Regions from separate parts of the Homo sapiens genome. Here regions 1 and 3 are each linked to region 2. A link is a loop called in an ENCODE intact Hi-C map of the cell type or tissue named here. Cell type or tissue: ovary. All regions are shown on one strand. Links, peaks and the distances in the headings refer to the core of each region. The heading gives the core; the rest is flanking DNA. Region 1 has its middle 14 kb from the start of SMIM36. Region 2 overlaps LOC101927389 (a long non-coding RNA gene). Region 3 overlaps TMEM100 (transmembrane protein 100).

Region 1 (7,380 bases), core at 833-5,832, 120 kb after region 2:
AAGTGCTGGGATTACAGGCGTGAGCCACCGTGCCAGGCTCACATCTGGATACTTTTGTATTTTTTGTATAGAGGGCATTTCACCATGTCACCCAGGCTGTTCTTGAACTCCTAGACTCAAGTGATCCACACATCTCAGCCTCCCAAAGTGTTGGGATTACAGGCATGAGCCACTGCTCCCAGCCTGGATATATAGTATGAAATATTTTTAATGGTAAATTAATTATGAGTTGTTGGGCAAAATTTGGCTGCTTATTTGTAAAACAAACTAGCATTTTTTAACCATATTCTGCTTTGTATTGTCTCTGTATGAATATCTCTTTTATACTGCAGCAAGAGGAAACCTGAGAAGGATAGTTCTGTCACCTCCATTTTTTCTTCAGAATAAATGTCAACATCTATGAGTTCTTCTTTACACAAGTTTAAATAGTTGGTGCTAGACAGACCCAGAACAAACATCTGAAGGAATCCCCTGAAAATATGAGGTCACTAATATAAGTGACTTATCCAATGTCACACAGGCAGTTTGTGGCAGAGCTTCAATTCTACCCAGATTTCCTGGTTCTTCATCCAGAGCTCTTTAGCTACTTTTCTGTATATGCAAATTGCATTTTCTTCCAACTGTCTTAGCAGAAAGAGTAAAAACAATTACGTTATAGGTTTAAGACTTCCTTGAGGCTGGTGCAGTGGCTCATGCCTGTAATTCCAGCCCTTTGGGAGGCCTAGAGGGTCAGATCATCTGAGGTTAGGAGTTCGAGACCAGCGTGGCCAACATGGTAAGACCCCTGTCTCTACTAAAAATACAAAAATTAGCCAGGTGTGGTGGGAGGCATCTGTAATCCCAGCTACTCAGGAGGCTGAGGCAGAACTGCTTGAACCCGGGAGGCAGAGACTGCAGTGAGCCGAGATCGTGCCACTGCACTCCAGCCTGGACAACAAAAGTGAGACTCCAACTCAAAAAAAAAAAAAAGAAAAGAAAAGAAAAAAAAAGACTTCCTTGAATAGCTGTGCTTGTGCTTGGTGGTGTGCGCCTATAATCCAAGCGACTTGGGAGGCTGGGGCTGGAGGATCACTGGAGACCAGGAGCTTGAAGCTGCAGTGAGCTATGATCGCACCACTGCACTCAGGCCTGGGTGACAGAGTAAGTCCCTATCTTTAAAAATATATATTATATGAAATTGAAAAAAAAGAACTTCCTTGAATAATCCCACCCACCTGTGTTGTTATCCTGGTTAGTAAATAATCGTGAGCAATGGTATTGATTTATGTGTTCACATAGGCAACAAGCATTTGTCAGGCATTTATTATTGTGCCTCACATGAGGCTAGGCAGTTGGAGAACAATGAGATAACACAATGTAGATTTTTAAGGGCTTCATATTGCAAACCGTAAGACACACTAAAATAATGGGTAATATGTGCTCTAATCCTGGCATGTGAAAAGTTCTGGAATATAAAGGAGAGAAGGCTGAAAAGTGAAGGGTGCAACCTAAGACTCTGACCAGTGACTAGGAGTTTTCCAGAGGAGGAAGAACGGGAAAGGCATTTCAGGAAAAGGCCAGCATGAACACGCATATGAAGCTGCACGCAGGTGCAGAAAAAGGGGTAGGTGTTAGTCTTCTGGGGCTAAGTAGGCAGACCCTGGTTTCTGCCACCCCTGCTAAGTTTAATGCTTTCTGACGACAGACACAAGGTGTTCAAACCTAAGTTGATAGTTCTCTTCTCCCCTGATCTGCAGAGTGGCAGCCTATTTTTTCTGACTGTAAAATGGACTACAAGAGAAAATTCCTGCTCAGAGGGTGCCCTCTCTTGGTAAGCGTGCACATGCAGTGTTTCTCTCCAAGAAGGAAAAGGATACTTCAAATTGCCTATAGTGTCACCCTCATGCAAACCTATAAAAAGAAGGAAAAAGATACTTCAAATTGCCTATAGTGTCACCCTCATGCAAACCTATAAAGAAAACACAGTTTCCCTGACAGGTCACTTTAGTTGACAATAAGAGTAGATGTGAGGGAAAGAGCCACAGACTGAGAAAAACTGGATCCCACAGGCCTAGCGACCTGATCATAAAATCAGTGGATTGCGCCAAATGTTCTTAGTCCCTCCTTTTTCTGATGTACTCTGACTTCTAGAAGCTATGGCTCACTAGATCTTGGCTAAATTTAAAATTCTTGCTACTTAAACCATATTCTCAGAAGTTAAGGACTCTGAGGAAACCAGAGAATCCCCACCAGGAGAGAAATATTGTTTCTGGCTGTGGCAGCTTTCATCTCTGAATGTTCCTTAGCAGCCAGAGATAATTGGTCCATATAACTTTTCCTTTCTCTTTTTCTCACATTCTAGCAGTAAAAATCCTTTTTGAAGATGGTCAATAACATGAGGACATAGAGCAGAATCACATTCTGTTTCTACAAAACACCCCCACCACCATTTTAAACTACAAATCTGCCAAACAAAAGATCATCCAAAAGACACTTTTTGAGTGCATTGCAGAACTGGGAGGGTATCTTCTTCCGAAGTAATTTCATTTTTCAGGCTTGCAATAATAAAATGATCTTAAGAGTGCTGAGAGCCAACAGCTGAGGGGAGTAGAGCCACCGTTGAGCCCTGAGGCTTGGTGGTATCCTGGGATTTGGACATTCCCCACAGATAATTCCAGCAAATGCATTATTATAGGGGAAAACAGTTCCTTGAAGTGGGGAAGGAGACTGAGAGTGTGGGGAGGGGAAAGAAATGAGCCAGAGGCAAACTGTGTGTGGTCATGTGGGAAAAAATTAGCTTATTTTTTCTGTTGTCGCCCAAAGAATGTCACTGGTGATATAAAGAAGTGGAAAATGAGAAAACTCCATGATCATCCAAAAGCCATTATTGTCCATTTCCTGATCCTGATGGGAAGGAAAATTGGACCATAAATCTTAGACTTACACATGGTCATGGTCTCTTAATGCCCTCTGCTGGCGAGGAGGCAGACTGCAGCTGCCTGCACTGTGTTATAGTGGACAAACTGCATAGTACCTCTAGGCTTCATTTCCCTCATCTATAACATGGGGATAATAATAGTCTTTCTCGGCCGGGCGAGGTGGCTCACACCTGTAATCCCAGCACTTTGGGAGGTCGAGACGGGTGGATCACCTGAGCTCAGGAGTTCAAGACCAGTCTGGCCAACATGGTGAAACACCATCTCTACTGAAAATACAAAAAATAAAAAATAAATAAATAACCAGATGTGGTGGCGCACACCTGTAATCCCAGGTACTTGGGAGGCTGAGGTGAGAGGATCGCCTGAAGCCGGGAGGTGGAGGTTGCAGTGAGCCGAGATCGCACCACTGCACTCCAGCCTGGAGGACAGAGTGAGACTCCATCTCAAATAATAATCATAATTAATAATAATAATAGTAGTATTGCTCTTAGAGAAACGTTGTAAAGATTAAAGGAACTAACATATATAATTCATTCAAAATGGTGCTAGCTATAAATTAGAATGGCCTTGTTGGCCACATTTGTTTCCTTTCTCTATCTCCAGTTTTTTGTTTGTTTTCCCAAATCAAAACAAATCAATTACAGCTCTGTAATTGGTGTGGTGGCTCACGCCTGTAATCCCAGCAGTTTGAGAAGTCGAGGCAGGCGGATCGCTTGAGCACAAAAGTTCGAGACCAGTCTGGCCAACATGGAGAAACCCCATCTCTACTAAAAATACAAAAATTAGCCAGGCATGGTGGCGCCTGCCTGTAGACCCATCTACTCAGGAGGCTGAGGCTGGAGAATCACTTGAACCCAGGAGGCAGAGGTTGCAGTGAGCCGAGATCACGCCACTGCACTGCAGCCTGGATGACAGAGTGAAACCCTGTCTTAAAAAAAATCAATAAATGTCTATCACACTTTCATTATGTACAAAGTATCATATATAGTAGATATTTTGTCCCTATCCTCAGTGAATTAAATCTATTTTGAAGATGCAACACAAAACTGGTGAAAAGTTAAATCTTAGGAAGATTTGTATAGAATATTCAGTCATCAAAAGAATTTTAATTGGGAAGTACATTATTAATTCTAAATTAGTTGTGCATACAATGAAATTTTCAGAGGAGAAGGGTAATGTAAAATGTTATGGGGGAGGTAGGATTTGGACTTGGTATTAAAGATGGATTTTAGGTAAGGATGAGCAAAGAAGGCATAAGAAACTAGAACAGCAATCAATCAATCAATTAATCAATGAGGCAAGGTAATGGGAAGGAGAGTTAAGGAAAAGTGGAGAGACAAGGGATGACACAGTTTTTCCAAATATATGTGAATAATGAAAATAAAGCTGAAAAGTAGGTTGGTGCTAACAGAAGGCTAAGCTAAGAACTAGCACATCTCAATGTTACAGAAGAAAGCCTTCTGTAGACAGGGGAACATATATAAAAGGAGGTACAGTATAGAAGTTACAGGTGCAGGCTCCATTGCCACTGCCTAGATTCAAGCCTTGGCTCTGCCACATAAAAACATACGACCTTGGGCAACTTCCTCAACCTGTCTGTGCCTCAGTTTTCTCATCTGTAAAATGGAGGGATAAACTTCCATAGAGTTGCTGGGAGGATCGGATGGCTCAGTGCATGTAAAGCAGTTAGAAGAGAACTTAGCACATAGTAAGCTCTCAGTCTATGTGAATTATGATGATGACAATGTAATGATAGCCCACCTCTTAGGTGATCCTTCACTATTCCAGGATTGAAGTCAATCCTAGCTTTATACAATTGCTACTAGTAATAGGGCACTTTTTTCACTAGCTTTATACAATTGTTACTAGTAATAGAATACCATTTTCTCTTAGTAATAATGGACTTCCTGAAACAACTGGACCCTTAGAAACTTTTAGTGAACTAGAGAAATGCAAATCAAAACCACAATGAGATACCATCTCATACCAGTCAGAATAGTTACTACCAAAAAGTCAAAAAATAACAGATGCTGGCCAGGTTGCAGAGAAAAGAAAACGCCTATACACTGTCGGTAGGAGTGTAAATTAGTTCACCTATTGCAGAAAGCAGTGTGGTGATTCCTCAAAGAGCTAAAAAACAAATACCATTCAACCCAGCAATCTCATTACTGGGTATATAACCAAAGGAATAGAAATTATTCTACCATGAAGATACATGCTGTGTATGATCACTGCAGCATTATTCAAAATAGCAAAGACGTGGAATCACCCTAATGTCCATCGATGACAGATTACATAAAGAAAATGTGGTGCATATACACCACAGAATGCTGCATAGCCATAAAAAAGAATGAGATCATATCTTTTGCAGAAACATGGATGGGGCTGGAGGTCATTATCCTTAGCAAACTAACGCAGAAACAGAAAACCAAATAATGCATGTTCTCACTTATAAATGGGAGCTGAATGATGAGAATTTATAGACGCAAAGGGGAACAACAGACACTGGAGCCTACTTGAGGGTGGAGAGTGGGAGGAGGGAGAAGACCAGAAAAAATAACTATTAGGTACTAAGGTTAGTACCTGGGTGACAAAATAATCTGTACAGCAAACCTCTGTAACATGAGTTCACCTATGTAACAAACCTGCACGTGTACCCCTGAACCTAAAATAAAAGTTAAAAAAAAAGAAAAGAAAAAGAAAAACTTTCTTAGGAGGTTAGATATTAATATGTTATCCTCAAAACTTGAAACAATTTTTCTGAAAAAAGAAACTTTTAATGAGCTTATGTTTTCCATTCGGCTTCATATAAATAGAGCCAGGCAATTTGAAAGCCCAACTCAAAATATTACTTTTCCCTGAAGCTGGATGTATTAGTCGGCCGAGACTGCCATAACAAAATACCAGATATTAGGTGCCCTAAACAGCAGAAACCTATTTTTCTCACAGTTCTGGAGGCTCTGGAAAGTCCAAGATCAAGATGTCTGCAGGTCTGGTTTCTTCTGAGGCCTCTCTCCTTGGCTTGTCTATAGCTGCTTCCTTGCTTTGTCCTCACATGTTTTTTTTTTTTTTTTTTTGAGACGGAGTCTCACTCTGTCGCCCAAGCTGGAGTGCAATGGCACAATCTCAGCTCACTGCAACCTCCGCCTCCCGGGTTCAAGCAATTCTCCTGCCTCAGCCTCCCAAGTAGCTGGGACTACAGGTGCGTGCCACCATGCCCAACTAATTTTTGTATTTTTAGTAGAGACAGGGTTTCACCATGTTGGCCAGGAAGGTCTCGATCTCCCGACATCGTGATCTGCCCACCTCAGCCTCCCAAAGTACTGGGATTACAGGCATGAGCCACCACACCCAGCCCCTCATGTGGTGTTTTTGCTGAGTATGCACATCCCTGCTGTCTCCCTGTGTGGTCTCATTTCCTCTTCTTCAAAGGACACCTTAATGGCCTCATGGTAACTTAATCATGTCTTTAAAGGCCCTATCTCCAAATACAGTCACATTCTGAGGTTAGGGATTCAATATATGAATTCTGGAAATCACAATTCAGCCCACAGCATTAAACTAGGACCTCTTTCCTCATTATAATATTTCTCTAATCCCCTGCCAAGATCTTTTTTTATCACCATTATTTCCTAATATTGGAAGAGATGTGTTTGTGAACGGCTTATTCATTCCCCAAATATATATTCAATGCTTAGAATGTGCCTGCCATGCTCTGGGCCCGTGTACAGGGATACAATGAATACAACAAACTTCCTGCCTTCATGGAACTTACTTTCTAGAGGGGAGAGTCATATCACAAACAAAATGCATGACAACACTAAGAACATGTCAGATGGGGACAAGTGCCATAGAAAATAAGCAGAATAAAGGAGAAAAGGAGTGGCCCAGGGATGGAGGTGACATGATTTGGCTGTGTCCCCACCCAAACCTCACCTCAAATTGTAATAATCCCCACATGTCAAGAGCAGGGCTAGGTGGAGATAATTGAATCACAGGGGCAGTTTGCCCCATACTGTTTTCATGGTACTGATTAAGTCTCATGAGATCTGATGGTTTTATAAATGGGAGTTCCCCTGCACAAACTCTCTTGCCTGCCTATATGTAAGATGTGAATTTGTTCCCCATTCACCTTCTGCCATGATTGTGAGGCCTCCCCAGCCACGTGGAACTGTGAGTCCATTAAACCTCTTTCCTTTATAAGTTATCCAGTCTCAGGTGTGTTTTTATTAGCGATGTGAGAACACACTAATACAGGAGGTTTTTCTTTTATAAGGAATGGTCATGGAAAGCCATAAAAGTCATAGTTGAGCAATGATCTGAAGGAAGCAGGGAACCAGCTATGCAGATAATCGGAGGAGAACATCTCATGTAGATAGAACAGGTACTATGCAAGTACTATGATCCTGAAATGGTAGTGGCTTAGAGTGTCCAAAAAACACCGAAGTGGCTAGAGTAGAAC
Region 2 (7,380 bases), core at 878-5,877:
TTACTTGTACCTTCAACTACTTTGTTCTTCTATCACTTGTGTAGTTCCTGTGTCTACGGTTATCTAATCTGTTTAACATAGACTTTGGAGCCAAGCAGTTTCCCAAAGCCAGGCAAAAGATGCAACTCAATCATCAATGTCAAGAGGCCAAGCTGAGCAAGAGATCCCAGGTACCAGGAAACAGGCCAAGAATCTGAGAAACCAGACATTTATTTGTTGCTCCATGATCCATCTAACTGATGTAACAAAGAACCTATACAGCTCCATAGGGTGAATTAGGATCTGGGTGTGCAATGCTCTGCAAATAGGCATGGCTTTGTGCAGCCTACACACTATGGGAGAGGCAGGCACCAATAAAATCATTGTAAAACCGGGTAAGTGTTACACAGGCAGTGTCCCCCAGGGCTGTAAAAGGAGGATTTGACCTGGTCAGGGAGGTCACAAAAGATTTCCCTGAGTAAGGGACGACTGAATTGAGAAGGATCATTGACTAGTGTTGAAATAGAGGGCAACCTAGGTGGTATCTGGAGTAGTTTCCCAAGTCCCAGGTGCCTCTTATAGGACCTGGTGGAAGATTTGGTTGAAGGTGTGATTGGAAGTATCTAGAGCCCTTAGATGCTCTATATCTTTAAATCTGAATTCTCTTGACTTTGTTTGCTCTTCTTCCCTTAGACTTCTACTTCCTGGAATAGCAAACCAGGACTTGTCCTGACTGTGGCCTTTCCAAATCTTGGTGGCTTTGAGAAGACACCAAACAAGGAACAAGGACAGTGAACCCAGCTCCATGTATCTAGATCTCACCCCAGCAGTGATCTGTCTGTGCAGATATTCTCTCTACCTGGCTTAGCCCTTGCGTGGAAGGGATTGTACACATTTGCTTTTGATCCATCTCTTGTAACTCTTCCACTTATCTCACACTCCTCTCCTATGTTTTCACTGTGAGACTTGGGTAAGGTCTGTACTTCATTGATATCCCTTAGGTATTGTCTCTTCTAATATTCTCTTTAGTTGTGAGCAGATCCCCTACTCTACTGACTCATGCTAAAGAATGAGCAGCAAACAGAGACCGAGTCTATTTGAAACCCATGGGCATTGAGATGCATGATCATCTCTCTCCGATGTGCTGTCTGGCAACTAGGCAAGAACAGCAAGCAACCACAAACTGAAAATAGTTAGTGTTCCTTTTACCCGGGAATAAACAGAGCCTCCCTATCTTCTCTTGTTAATGCTTACATCTGCAGCTGTCAGTGAACATCCCCCAATGCCTTGCTGAACATGAGAGGAGAGGAACGTCTCGGGGTTTGGCTTAATCTCATAATTTTGTTCCTCCTGCCCTTATTCCTTCACCATCAGATTATGAGTGTCCCCATTACTACTCTTCTCCCTCTTCCTAAGTTACAGCACCTGTGGCTGCTTCCTCTCCCCCATCTCCTTACCAGGGCTCCAGCTGTTCTTTTCACGTTCACCACTCACCTGTACTGATAAACCCTCTTCATCCACACAGCACCCTAGAGAAGGGAGAAGGGAAGGTACCAACACATAGGGGTGCCACGTGGCCAACCCAAGACTTTTTGGCAAGTCAGTAGCAGAGCTGGGACTAGATTAGAATGTTGGTCTTCTCAATCGTGGCTCTATGCTCTTTCTACTAAATCATGGTGTTGTTTTTGTTTGTTTGGTTCTCAAATAGGATATTTTAGACAACAAAAATATGCTGGATATGTTCCATTTTCCTGTCTGAAAGGTTCTCGCCCCCCGCCCCGGGACTATGTGCAGCCTCCACATTTGTTCTTGTCTTTTGGCTTCCTGTTAGGTTCGGCCAATGGGAAGCCCTGGAAGGAGAAAAAAGGGTGGGAAGATAACGAGATAGGGTAGCCGTATCCCTGCTCCCTTGTTGCTGGACTAGGGGTTTTAGTCACTGTGTTCCTCCACCCAAGCCTTCGGTTCCTATTCAGTGTCTCTCTCCTACACCTTTCTTTGTACTCACATAACCACTCTCTCCCCTTACCCCATCAGATCTGAGGATGATAATGGCTCCCAGCTATTGCTAGCTCTTAAATGCTTTCCTATCCCTTGTTGATTTCCTTTAACTGTTCCACTTCTTTGTAAATAGTCATTTCATTAAATTTCCCTCAATTGCCCCACTTAAGGGTGCCCTCTCTTTCCTACAACAACTAGGAGTGAGACAGAGGGTTGAGAAAGAGCCTTCTGAAGTTAATTCTTATCAGCCATAGGCATCTATTTCCTGAACTCCTTTGCCGTCCTCAAGTTTGTTAATGGATATATTTCACATCTTGTAAAATATGCTTACTGTGGTGGAGCTCCTGAGAGATGAACAGTACCCATAGAATTCCATCTTTCCCAACACTGACATGTCCTATAGAGCCTTTTGTGGGATTTGTACCAACTTGAAGGAGAAAATACCCCCCACACACATAAAGAAACAGGATGGGCATTCATGGACAGGAACCTAACTTCAGGGTAACAGAAAAATGATGGATTAGTGAAGGAAGGCCCTCCTGGACCTGTCTTTGGGAAGACTAGTCTTGGTCCTGTACCTAAAATTGCACACAAGCCCTTTAGTTTTAATGATTAGGTCCCCAGTTATAAAAAATGGTATTTGCCACTGAACCGGAAGTTCTTGTTTTTTTTGTGGTTAGCCTGAGGCCATGGAACTGCAGGGTCTCTTTCAGGGAGGTCTCCATGGTATCTAATTCCAGGGCCCCTCCCACTGCCACAGTAAACACCCTTGAAAGGCCCTGAAGGAATGTTCCCAGTGACCACCTGGGGATCTCCAAAAATCTGTGGGAGGCTCCTAGGCATAGTGGTTTCAGGGTTTTCATACCACCATCATCCAGAACCACATCTTACTCCTCCCCACACTGTCTGAACTGCTTGAAAAGTGTCAGTGAATGCAACTCCAAACAACAGAGGGCCCATTTAAGCAGAAAGCCTGGACAATGTCAGTTTGCCATGATCATGGCCCACTCTCTCAAAAGACTGCTACAAGACCATCACCTGGTTTAGCCATTGTAGCCCAGATAACGCCAATGTTATTGTTATTCTCTGCAAAACTATTTTAAGTTCCCCAAACTTTTCCAAATCCTCTGTTTCCTTAGATCCACCTTGCAAATCTATACTCTTGGCAGGATAACTACTGTTATCCTGTTTTTACAGAGAGATGAGGAAACTGAGATCATGATTTAAGTTCTCAGAGCTAGCTGTTGGCAAGACTGGAATTAGGAATCAGATCTGCCTATGTTCCCTGCCATCCCACTCCCTCTTTTTCACTACATTACCTTTCATCCATGATGTTTGTATGCACAGTTTATCAGTTTTCTTATTGAAAATGCTTCTAACAATATCTTAATGGTGTTCTTATTCTTGCTACTATGATATAAAATTCCAAATAAATTGTGTATTCAAAAAATTTGTATTCTTTAAGTTAAAATTTTTATTTACAATGCATTTTACCATTGCAAGTTTGAAAACACTGTGGTTAGAGTTTCAAAGTGGCCCAAGAAACCCAAAGATAGTAGAAAACGTAGTACTAGCAGTAGTACTAGTACTACAATCTACTTTCCTAGCCTACAGCAAGAATCTCTGCAAGTCCACAGCCCTGTTGAACTTGAAGCTTCCCAGAGGGAACTGTAGGTTCACTGAAGATGAAGTGTCTCCATGTCACAATGCCAGCAGGGGGCCCCATAACAGCTTTCACAAAGACTGGCTTCTGCTAAGTCAAGTATCGTAAGTGGATAACCAGCCTCCCTAAGTCAGATCCAAAGCTTCCTGCTTTGAAACCCTCCCACTCACAAAGCTGTGCATATCATGTGTCGTGGCACTAAATTAGCAAGGAATAAAGAAGCTTCATTGCTGTTGATTGTACTTCCCTTCTGTGATGGGGCCAAAAGGAATTACTTGTTGAGAGAGCTGGCACCTCCTCTAGAGATGCTGATTGAGTGTAGAAGAGATATGCACGAGCTGTGGGAGGGAAAGAAAGAAGGTATTTCCATTTAGCACTGGTTTTCTTTTCATTTCAGGGATGGTCACATTAGAGAGGTGAAGTTCAGACATAAGCTCCACACACTCCTCAGTGTTCACAACCTACATGGAATCTCAAGAGCTGGGAAGAGTCTCAAGCAATCCTCTCTCCACATCTGCACCAAAATAGGAAAACAGCTCTTCAGTATTCCTTGATCATCAATAACGTACCCAACACTGTCCTAAGCCCTGAAATATAGATAAAGGAGTTTCAGTCTGTGTTCTTGAAGAAAGTGGTTTTGAGATGGGGCATCAGATAGAAAAATATAATAAAGGGAAAATAATTGCTATTTTTTAACCAAACCTGCCTTCCAAGGTCATTCTGGAAATGTACTGCTCTTTGTTTTTCCTTCTGAGTGCTTCAGTTGATATGCTTGAGCAAAGGTGGACACAGATTCGAGTTGAGGGAAAGGAGGAAGGCAGAAATAAACACAAGAAGGTGAAAATAAATTAGATTTCTTGGAGCTAATCCCAGAGGGAATAGGTGAGGTGGAGGCAAGAGAGTCAGGGACAGAGAGAACCACTAGTGTGGCTGGTGCTGCACCGGGAGCACAACATGGGAGGCAACTTTGGAAACATCTGCTGGGTGAAGTGGCTGAAGCTTTTAGAACTGAGATGTCCAGTGTCCACTTTGAAATTGTTTGCATTGCTGCAGAGCAAACTGCCTCCCCACCTCCTTCCAGTAAAATTTACTCTGCTAAGATTGCCTTGTGTGAGTAGGGGTTTTGAAAATACGGAGGAAAGGCCTGCATTTCCTCCTGTTTGGGCTGAGGTGGTGTAGCACTGACTCTGGCACACACAGTATGGTGACAACCCACAAGCCAAGGATGCAGCCAGCTGAGCTCAGTGTGACTTCAATCCGCAGAAACCCTCGGGACAACGGGGTGTGGTATGAACTCACACCAAACACAGAATTGGAGGTTTAAGAAGATTTTCTGAGTTCTAAATGAGAAAGTAACCCTTGTTGTCTATTCTTCTTTCAAAAAAAAAGTAAAATGTTTAAAGTATTTTAATAGAGGTTAGGACATAATATTAGACCTTAGGACGTAATATTACTACCATATTGGACCAAGAAACTAAAGCAGCTGGGCGCGGTGGCTCACGCCTGTAATCCCAGCACTTTGGGAGGCCGAGGCAGGCGGATCACGAGGTCAGGAGATCGACACCATCCTGGCTAACATGGTGAAACTCCGTCTCTAATAAAAATACAAAAAATTAGCCTGGCATGGTGGCGGCGGGCGCCTGTAGTCCTGGCTACTCAGGAGGCTGAAGCAGGACAATGACATGAACCTGGGAGGCGGAGCTTGCAGTGAGCCTGGGAGGCGGAGCTTGCAGTGAGCCGAGGTCACTCCACTGCACTCCAGCCTGGGCGACAGAGCGAGACTCCATCTCAAAAAAAAAAAAAAAAGGGAACTAAAGCAACAAAAGAAGGGAAGTGGGGTTGAGAAAGGCTTCACAGAGGGGGGAAAATTAAAGCAGGGCTTGGAAGATGAATAGCATTTCACCAGTTTGAGAAAAGACAGCAGGAGAAAGGAACAAGGAAGGGTATTTTAGGTAGAGTTAAGTGCTTATGTCAGAGTTTCTGTACCTTGGCACCACTGACATCTTGGGCTGAATAACTCATTATTTAGGGCGAGGTCCTGTGCATTGTATAATGTTTAGCCGCATGCCTGACCTCTGTCCACTAAATTTTCAGTAGCACATTCCTGTCCAGTTGTGACAAACAAAAATGTCTCCAAACATTGCCAAACCAAATGTCCCCTGAAGAATAAAGCAAATGGCATGTTTGGGGGATAAAGGGCAATGAAGTTGAAACCCAGTGTTCATAGACAATGGTGGCCAAAGATAAGGTTGGTAAGTAAGTTATGACCAGATGGTGGAAGGAGACTAAATGCTTGCCATGGAATTGCCATAATTCTCTATGTCCTGGCAATTCAGATGTGAATTTTAAGCAGAAATAACGCAGTCCAATCTGTGTTATCAAAAGATAACCAGAAGTCATATAGATAATGACTTAGAAGGGCAGAGAATTTAATTAGACAATTGCTATGTCCTGTAAGAAAACAAACACAGCTACCTTGCTTCTTTGTCACTTTGGTCTGCAGAATGGTCCATGACCGTCCATGACTATTACCCTAAGAACTTTCTCTTAGGCCCAGCCAAACTTGCCCAGCCTTGACTCTGCACTAGTAGCTTGTTCTGAAGGCTGAGAACACCTGTAGCTTTGACCCCCTTATTTTAGCAACCATTCTTGAAGCAGCCAGAAGTTCACACCCAGAAGCCCTTTGTTTGTTGTGTTGTTGCTAACAGAGCCTGAGGTCTAACAGGGGTTTCCCGGGTGTGTTGATTAGCTTTCTGCTACCAGGGGAGCCAGGGACACAATGTGCGCAGGGGCTGCTCAGCTTAGGAGCCCACAGTCAGAACTGGTAGTTATTTAAAGCCTCCAAAAGTAGTGTCAATGTCGCTGCGGCAGGTTTTTTTTAAAGGTGCTTTAAGGGGCCAGGAGTAATGGCTAGCTGATTCTTCCACTTTGCCTTGCTAATTTGGGATTTGGGTTGCAATTATAAACAGCTGTTGCAACATCACCAGATTCCTAAGCACAAAAAGGGGTGACAGAAAATCTGATTTGGGCCTGTTCAAAATTTTGATAATTGAATTTTCTCCCTTGGGAATGAGACCCTATGGGTAGTAGGCTCAGAACTCCTATCACATTTGAAGCAAATAAAATGTTCCCTGATTGCGAAGAACACTTGCGTTCGATGAATATGTATTGAATACCTACCATGGTCCAAGCTATGAAGACAGCTTATTAAAATCCCATGCTGTTAGAGTTTACAAAGTCACCTCCAAATATGGCCCACAAACGAGTCCAGTCCTTCATTTACTCATTAAGTTATTTAATCAGTTATATGTTGAGCACATCTTCTGTGCAGGCACCATAGTCCTAGGTCTAGAGAAGCTTATAGGCTGGATTAATAAACCTAGAGGCAAAAAAAGAGCTGTTATACAATGGGGTAATGATTATAATGGATCTGTCTCATATGTGGGTTGAATAGACAGGTCATAGAGTTGAAGTTCTAAAACTCTTCCTTGGAATCAAGGACAGCTTTACAACATGACTGGCTCACTGAGAAGCTGAGAGCAGGTCTGTTTTTGTATACCACTTTATTTCTGGTGCTTTGTATAGTGGCTCTCACATAGTGGGCACTCAAATACCTGTTAAAGAATTGAATTAATTAATAATTAATTAATGCTGACATTTGAAGAATCCAGATGGTCTTGGCACCAAGAAATAGTATGCTCAATTCTAAAGTCCTTCTAAATCATCTGGTGATCTGAACC
Region 3 (7,246 bases), core at 1-5,000, 76 kb before region 2:
GCTTACAGGGTGTACATTCTGATACATGTAGCTGACATCTCCTGTTATCTTCACAGCTTTCACCCTGGTGAGACTGTCCAGATCTAGTCTGTAAACCCAGCTTAGAAGCACTGTTGTAAAAATGACTGAAGAGCCCATCAAGGAGATCCTGGGAGCCCCAAAGGCTCACATGGCAGCGACGATGGAGAAGAGCCCCAAGAGTGAAGTTGTGATCACCACAGTCCCTCTGGTCAGTGAGATTCAGTTGATGGCTGCTACAGGGGGTACCGAGCTCTCCTGCTACCGCTGCATCATCCCCTTTGCTGTGGTTGTCTTCATCGCCGGCATCGTGGTCACCGCGGTGGCTTACAGCTTCAATTCCCATGGGTCTATTATCTCCATCTTTGGCCTGGTTGTTCTGTCATCTGGACTTTTTTTACTAGCCTCCAGTGCCTTGTGCTGGAAAGTGAGACAAAGGAGCAAGAAAGCCAAGAGACGGGAGAGTCAAACAGCTCTCGTGGCAAATCAGAGAAGCTTGTTTGCTTGAGACTGAATACGACCAAATGGGCCATTGGGCCTGGAAAACGTGCTCTGACTTTGTCACCCAATTCACCCAGAACCATGGTGGGAGAGAACAGACTTGGCGTTGGAGCAGACTGGAAGAATGGGGGTGGGAGGGTGGAGGGGCTTCTCCTTTGTGAGGAATGACTCATGTCTTCTTTAACGACAAACTTAACCCTAAGGGCTACTTCTGAGACTGAAAAATCAGCTTTCTATTTACATGAAACACTTTGGGGGTCATGGGAGTGCACAGCATTAGACAGTATTTGGTTCACCCTGTAAAGTAGCCAAGAAAAGATGAGAAAAATCAAGATAGGCCTGGCACACTAGACATTTGCCTCCAAAAGAAATAACCTACAGTCTTAAGATGTATCATAAAAATGTTCTGCCAAGGATCTAAATTACCTTGGGTTTCGCATATGTCTATGAAATTCTGTGATAATTTTTTTCAATACATTGATTCACTGGCGTCTGTTTTCATTTTATACTTTTAATAACTCATCACTGGTGGTACTTTATCTTGAAAAGTAATATTTTTTATATTTTAACATTGGACAGTGTTAGCCAGTTGTAATGATGTATCAGAAGTAAAGAAAAACCCATTAAAGTTATAGCTAATAGATGCTGTTGGGGGTTAAATTAATAGTAAAATAATCCAATATAGCACTTTTGATGATTTTTATATAAAAGTCAACTGTACATTTCATTCAGAATAATAAATACTTATTGCTGCTAAAACTTCTTAAATGGTTGTTTCTGCTATAGTTATTTCTATTGCAGTTCCAAATTGCCATCTTCCCTTGTCTCATTTGCAAGTTCTCAATTGTATTTCTCTCAAATGGACAGGTTCCTTCTTTACTGGAGGATTTTTGTTTTTATCATATTGGTTTTTCATTACTTCTGAATAGTCTTAATTACGTTTACTAAATTCTAAAGGATTTCTGTGCTATTATAATTAGGAAATCAACGTCTTTGGTCAGGAACTTTATAATGTGCTATTAAATGTATATTACATTTTTGTGGAATCAGTTGTTAATTATTTGCTTAACACGTATGCCAGCACCAACTATATGCCAGGCATAATGTAGATTCTCAGGTTTCTTACTCAGTTAGATCTAATACAATGCAAATAAAGTTACTGCTTGAATTCTTCAGTGGACATTGAGCTAGTCCACAGCTAGGACTCTACCCTGTAACTCCAGCCAGAAATACAGCTCATTCATGTAGTTTAAACCACCTTAAGCTAGAATCGAAAGATAGGCATGAAGGTTTCTTAAAACTTGGAAAACAAAATCAGCCTAGCATAGCACACTCATTGAAAGTCTTTCTGTCCAGAAATTTAATTAAACATGACAGGAGCCCTGGGGCCCTTACTACTCCCTCATGCTCAGGTAGTTTTGGTAAGTGGAAACACCCTAAAAATGACTTTGCAGGTCAGATGGTGTCACGTACAGATCAACATTCCTCCCAACCAAATGCAAGTTTAGGGGGCTGTGCTCATTTCAATGCAAGTGAGTCTGTGCCTTCACATGCCTCTTCTCCGTGCAAAGATACTCAAAGCCCACCCCCCACCCCGCCACCGCATTGCTGTATTAAGAAATTACTCAGACAAGGTTCAAGATTCTCCAGTCTGATCCAAAAGGACGTATCCAGTTTTCATACTCACTCTAATCCCCAAACCTCCTTATGAGTTAGCCAGAATAGACTATTCACCATTCTTGCACCCGACTTTGGTTTTCCTGCCTCCATGTCTGTCCAAACTTGTGTTTTCCCTCGCTTATAGTGCCATTGTTTCCTTGATTTTAATCTCCCCAAATCCTGCTTCTCATCAGCACTCAGCTCAAATGCTACCTCTTCCCGGAAGTCTTCCCTTTTATCTGAAAGTAAATGCCCTTTCGTGAGTTCATCTTTTATTCTCTGATGGCATCTTTTATTTTCTGTCGTGTTGGTGGCATAAGTTTTATCCTTATTCCAAAGCTCCTTAGAAGTGTGTGATAGATCCTCTTTTTAACCCTAGTGAAATGCCTAACATAATGGCTTACGGAGATTAAGTACTCAATAAGTACCTAATTAAGGTGCTAAATGAGCCAAAAAATAAAAAATCAGAAAGTGAATGGTTTATCCAGAATTATAGTCCATTCTAATCTCGTTAAAGAAAAAAGTTTAGTTCTCATTTTTCCCCCAAAGAGGCCATCTCACTCTCTATTACACCTCCACTGTAAGCAGCAGTTGGAGGCGAATATTTACTCTCTATTCTTCTCTAGCCTGACCTGGCCTTCAAAATGCTTGAAAAGCAAACTCATGAATTATTTCCGGCCACCAGGGGGCCCCATGCAGCTACTTGAGTCCCAGAAGAAACAGTTCTATGGAAAGACCTAAATTGTAATAACCAAAATGGGATCAAATCTCTCCTAAACGTGAGGAGTTGGTGGAGATTCTCCATTTATCCCACCCTTACACACTTCCCTAAGCCACTTCACAGTGGCTATCTTGGGGTTCTGTTAGTACGGGAAAGACTTGCTCCATTTAGGGAGCTTCTAGTCACATTAAAAGGTATATACTGTTACATAGCTGCACGGCGCAGAGATAGTTCTACACACTGTGAACCCCAACTCCCACGAGGAGAATAAACTCAAATTGGGATTACAAATTATCACAATTATCTCATAAAATGTTTTTATTGGGTAAGGTCTATCTTTACAAATGGTTGTATTATATACAAATATGCAGGTGCGACAGAAAATAAATGAATGCATATAAAATGCATGCATAAATGTATTAAAAAGATAATCTGACTCCTCCCTAGAATATCAGAAACCAGCTATATCACCTAGTGGAATTCCCCCTAAACACAGACATCCCAGAGTGCACAGAAACAACTTTTAACCTTGTTCTGTGCAGCTGGTCTCTGGCCCAGGTGAGAATCATAGCTGTATGGTGGCTCTGCTCCCCATCTTACTCTCTTGGTTAATCTAGGGAATCCTGCCTGGAGAAACTGCACAAGGAGATCACGTGATAGCACAGAAGTTTGAGGCCAAAGGATGAACCCCAGAGAGCCAGATCACAAAGCCTCAAACCTACTTTCCATCACCCGCTCCCCCCCACCATCCCTAAAGAGAAAGAGAGGAATACAGGTGAGAGAGATGTTAAATAGGCGATACATATTCTGGTCTCCAGGCAAGTATTACGGTTCTGAACTTGGAAGATCTTGATATTATAGTGCTCGATAGTGTAACAGCACTCAACTGTACCTGATATTCTTCACCACACTCTGAGGCTGGGAGTATAAGTGTTCACTCCACTTTACAATTGAGGAAACTATAGTTCAGAGAGGTTAAGGGACTGTTCAGCTAAGATCTCACAGCAGGCGAGGCCTAGCACCAGGAACAATAGGTTGACCACACATTGTAGTTGCCCCAGTGTCTTAAACCTCTGGGCTGCTATAACAAAAGTACCATAGACTGGGTGGCTTATAAACAACAGAAATGTTTCTCTCTCACAGTTCTGAAGGCTGCGAAGTCCAATATCAAGGTGCCAGTATATTCCATGTCTGCGGAAGGCCCACTCTCTGGTTCATAAGTGAAGCCTTCTTGCTGTGCCCTCAGATGGTAGAAGGGGCAAAGGAGTTCTCTGTGGCCTGTTTTACAAGGGTGGTAATCCCATTCACGAGAATTTCACCTTCATAACCGAATAAACTCCCAAAAGCCCCACCTCCAAATACCACATTGAAGATGAGATTTCAACATATAAATTGGGGGGTGGAAGGGAACAGACATTCAGTCTATAGCACCCAGTTGTTTTGTTTGTTTGTTTCTTTTTTGAGACGGAGTCTCACTCTATCGCCCAGGCTGGAGTGCAAAGGTGCGATCTCGGCTCACTGCAACCTCTGCCTCCCCGGTTCAAGTGATTCTTCTGCCTCAGCCTCCTGAGTAGCTGGGACTACAGGTGCCCGCCACCACGCCTGGCTAATTTTTGGTGTGTGTTTTTAGTAGAGACAGGGTTTCACCATATTGGTCAGGCTGGTCCCCAACTCTTTACCTCGTGATCCGCCCGCCTTGGCATGCCAAAGTGCTGGGATTACCGGTGTGAGCCACCACGCCCAGCCTATAGCACCCAGTTTTATGCTTAGCCATAACCAAAATCATTTCCAGAATGTCTCTTTAGCAAAAGGAGACAATACAGGTATTACAACATCTACTTTTGAAAAACTCTTGTTAAAGTATAATTTACACAGAGAAAGTTGTACAGCTCAATGAATTTTTATAAACTTGTGGAATTAACATCCAGACAAAGATACTGAATATTGCCAGCACCCAAAAGCTCCCTTTGTATCTACTTTCCATCAGTATCTCTCCAGGCGAAACCACTATGTGGCCTCTAACACCCAGAGTTGTGTTGCCTGTTTTTTAACTTTGCATCAGTGGAATCGTATCAAGTATACTATTTGTTCCTGGCTTCTTCTTGCAACATTATGTTTATGAGCTACAATCTATATGGTTGTACGTAGTTATAAATGGTTCATTCTTATTGCTGTGTAGAATTCCATTGTACAAATACAGTATCATTTATTTAGTCTTTCTACTGTTGATAGACATTTGGATAGTTTCTAGTTTTTAATGACTGAAGATAGTATTTTTGGTAGCCAGCCTCTAACGGTATCACATGATCCCGGACTCCTGGTATTCACAGATTCTGTGGCCTCCTCCCACATTGTCCCAGAGTTGGTTTGTGTAAACAATAGAATATGGCAGAAGGGGTAGTAGTTGACTTCCAAGATTAGGTTATAAAGACATCTTGTTTTTTCTCTCTTTTGATTGCTCCCACTCTCCCTCACTCCCTCTTTCTCTGAGGGAAGCCATCTACCATGTCCTGAGGTCACTCAGGCAGCCATGCAGGGGCCCATGTGGTGAGAAACTGAGGTCTCCAGCCAACAACTAGAGAAGAACTAAGAACTGCCAGCCACTACCTGAGTGAGCATAGAAGTGGATCTTTTCCCAGGGGAGGCTTCCAAGGACTGTGTTCCCGGATGACAGCTTGACAGACCTCATGAGAAACCCATCCAGCCAGGGCTGCACGGTGACTTTATGGGACCTATGCACTTTTGTCTTTGTGGGCCCCTTCCTCCATTACAACAAAAAGGAAGTATCTCACTCACTGGAAGGAGGAAATTGTACTAACAAGCATCGTGGTCCCTAGGCCTGGTGCCTGCCGTACCTAATGGGTACCTTGGCCCTGAACCCAGCTAAGTTATTCCCAGATTCCTCACCCACAGAAACTGTGAGATAATAAATGTCTGTTGTTTTAAGTTGCTAAGTTTGGGGGTAATATGTTTTGCAGCAGTAGGTAGCTAATATTGTGCTATGATGAAATTTGTTCTACATGATTTTTGATGTACGTATGTGCATGTTTCTGCTGAGGGTAGACCTAGGTGTGGAATTCCTGGATTAAAGGACAGTATGTGTTCAGCCTTATTGCCAGAAAGTTTTCCAAAGTGATTGAGTCAGTGTACTCTCCTGCCAGCACTCTTCAGAGTCTGGATGCACTACATCTTCAGCCATTTTTTAGTATTTTTCATCTTTTTTCATTTTAGCCATTTTTATGGGTGTAACATCTGCTTTTAAAGTTTTAAGAAAGGAGACGTAGCACAAGAATGTGGGCTTGATACAGCATAGCAAGTTAGAGATAGGAGAAGGATTTGGAATGGGAAAGTAGGATTTAGATTTGGACTTTGGAGGAGCAAAGCAGCGAAAGAGAAATTCTCGGGAAGTGCTCTGGAGATCAGGAAACCAAACTAGAGACTGGAAGTTTAAGTCATCGCAGTCCCAGCTTCAGCATTTATCAAGCATCCATTATGCTCCAAAGGTCATATTCTGAGCTCCACATGGAATATCTCATTTGATCCTCACAGCAGCCTAGTGAAATAGATACCATTATTGCCTTCATTTCACGGATAAGGAAACTGAGACATAGATGAAGCCATTAAATGAGATCACATAGTGAGCACACTTAGGGCCTGAGTTCAAAATCCAGAACCCACTCACTTAGCCACACTGCCTATCCTGCCTGGTACACAGTAAACTGTCAGTACCTGGTTCTTGAAGGAATGTCTCAAGTAGAAGCTGAGCAACACAGTCTCAGGTGTCTAAGCTAAAGAGTGGGGCCAGGTGGAGTGGCTCACGCCTGTAATCCCAGCACTTTGGGAGACTTTGGGAGACCGAGGCAGGTGGATTATGAGGTCAGGAGTTCGAGACCAGCCTGGCAAACATGGTGAAACACAGTCTGTACTAAAAATACAAGAAAATTAGCCGGGTGTGGTGGCGGGTGCCTGTAGTCCCAGCTACTCAGGAGGCTGAGGCAGGAGAATCGCTTGAAATCAGAAGGCAGAGGTTGCAGTGAGCCGAGATCGCACTGCTGCACTCCAGCCTGGATGAAAGAACAAAAAACTCTGTCTCAAAAAAAAAAAAAAAAAAAAAAAAGAGTAAGGTCAGCAACAGTTTTGAGAAACCCGGACTAAAATTAGAGATTATTATGGAATGATTTGCCATCTGAAGCCAGGATTTTTTCTGACAACCTCCATATATTTGCAGCATTTAACAAATATCAAAACACTCTCTCCTGAGTCTTGTGAGGCTCAGGACCCTAGCCACATCTTCTGCCACCAAACATATGGCTGATGCTTTCATTCTCATCCTCCTTGAGTTTCCCT

What was found. Peaks named below come from ENCODE experiments on the same cell type or tissue, not always from the same donor. Only the 100,000 strongest peaks of a DNase experiment are listed, where the experiment ranks them.
Region 1: a loop joins it to region 2, with 6 times the contacts of the local background. A loop is called at or near these places in 59 of 110 quality-filtered maps.
Region 3: a loop joins it to region 2, with 2.1 times the contacts of the local background. A loop is called at or near these places in 17 of 110 quality-filtered maps.

The regions. Positions count from the first base shown.
Region 1 is chr17:55,522,145-55,529,524 of GRCh38, reverse strand. It overlaps a transcript of SMIM36 not described here. Among named protein-coding and RNA genes, the nearest start is that of SMIM36, 14 kb to the right of the region's middle. In ovary, for the core only: CTCF peaks have their summits at 1,820 (motif pointing left) and 2,970 (motif pointing left); DNase peaks (open chromatin) are centred at 1,784 and 2,964.
Region 2 is chr17:55,638,291-55,645,670 of GRCh38, reverse strand. All of the region lies in intron 2 of LOC101927389 (a long non-coding RNA gene), which reads right to left. Among named protein-coding and RNA genes, the nearest start is that of TMEM100, 81 kb to the left of the region's middle. In ovary, for the core only: a CTCF peak has its summit at 3,685 (motif pointing right); a DNase peak (open chromatin) is centred at 3,690; H3K27ac peaks cover 459 bases.
Region 3 is chr17:55,713,946-55,721,191 of GRCh38, reverse strand. TMEM100 (transmembrane protein 100) reads left to right here. Exons shown (of 2, transcript NM_018286.3): 2 at 57-1,565. The coding sequence starts at 122. The coding sequence ends at 526. Among named protein-coding and RNA genes, the nearest start is that of TMEM100, 5.3 kb to the left of the region's middle. In ovary, for the core only: a CTCF peak has its summit at 2,865 (motif pointing right); a DNase peak (open chromatin) is centred at 2,871.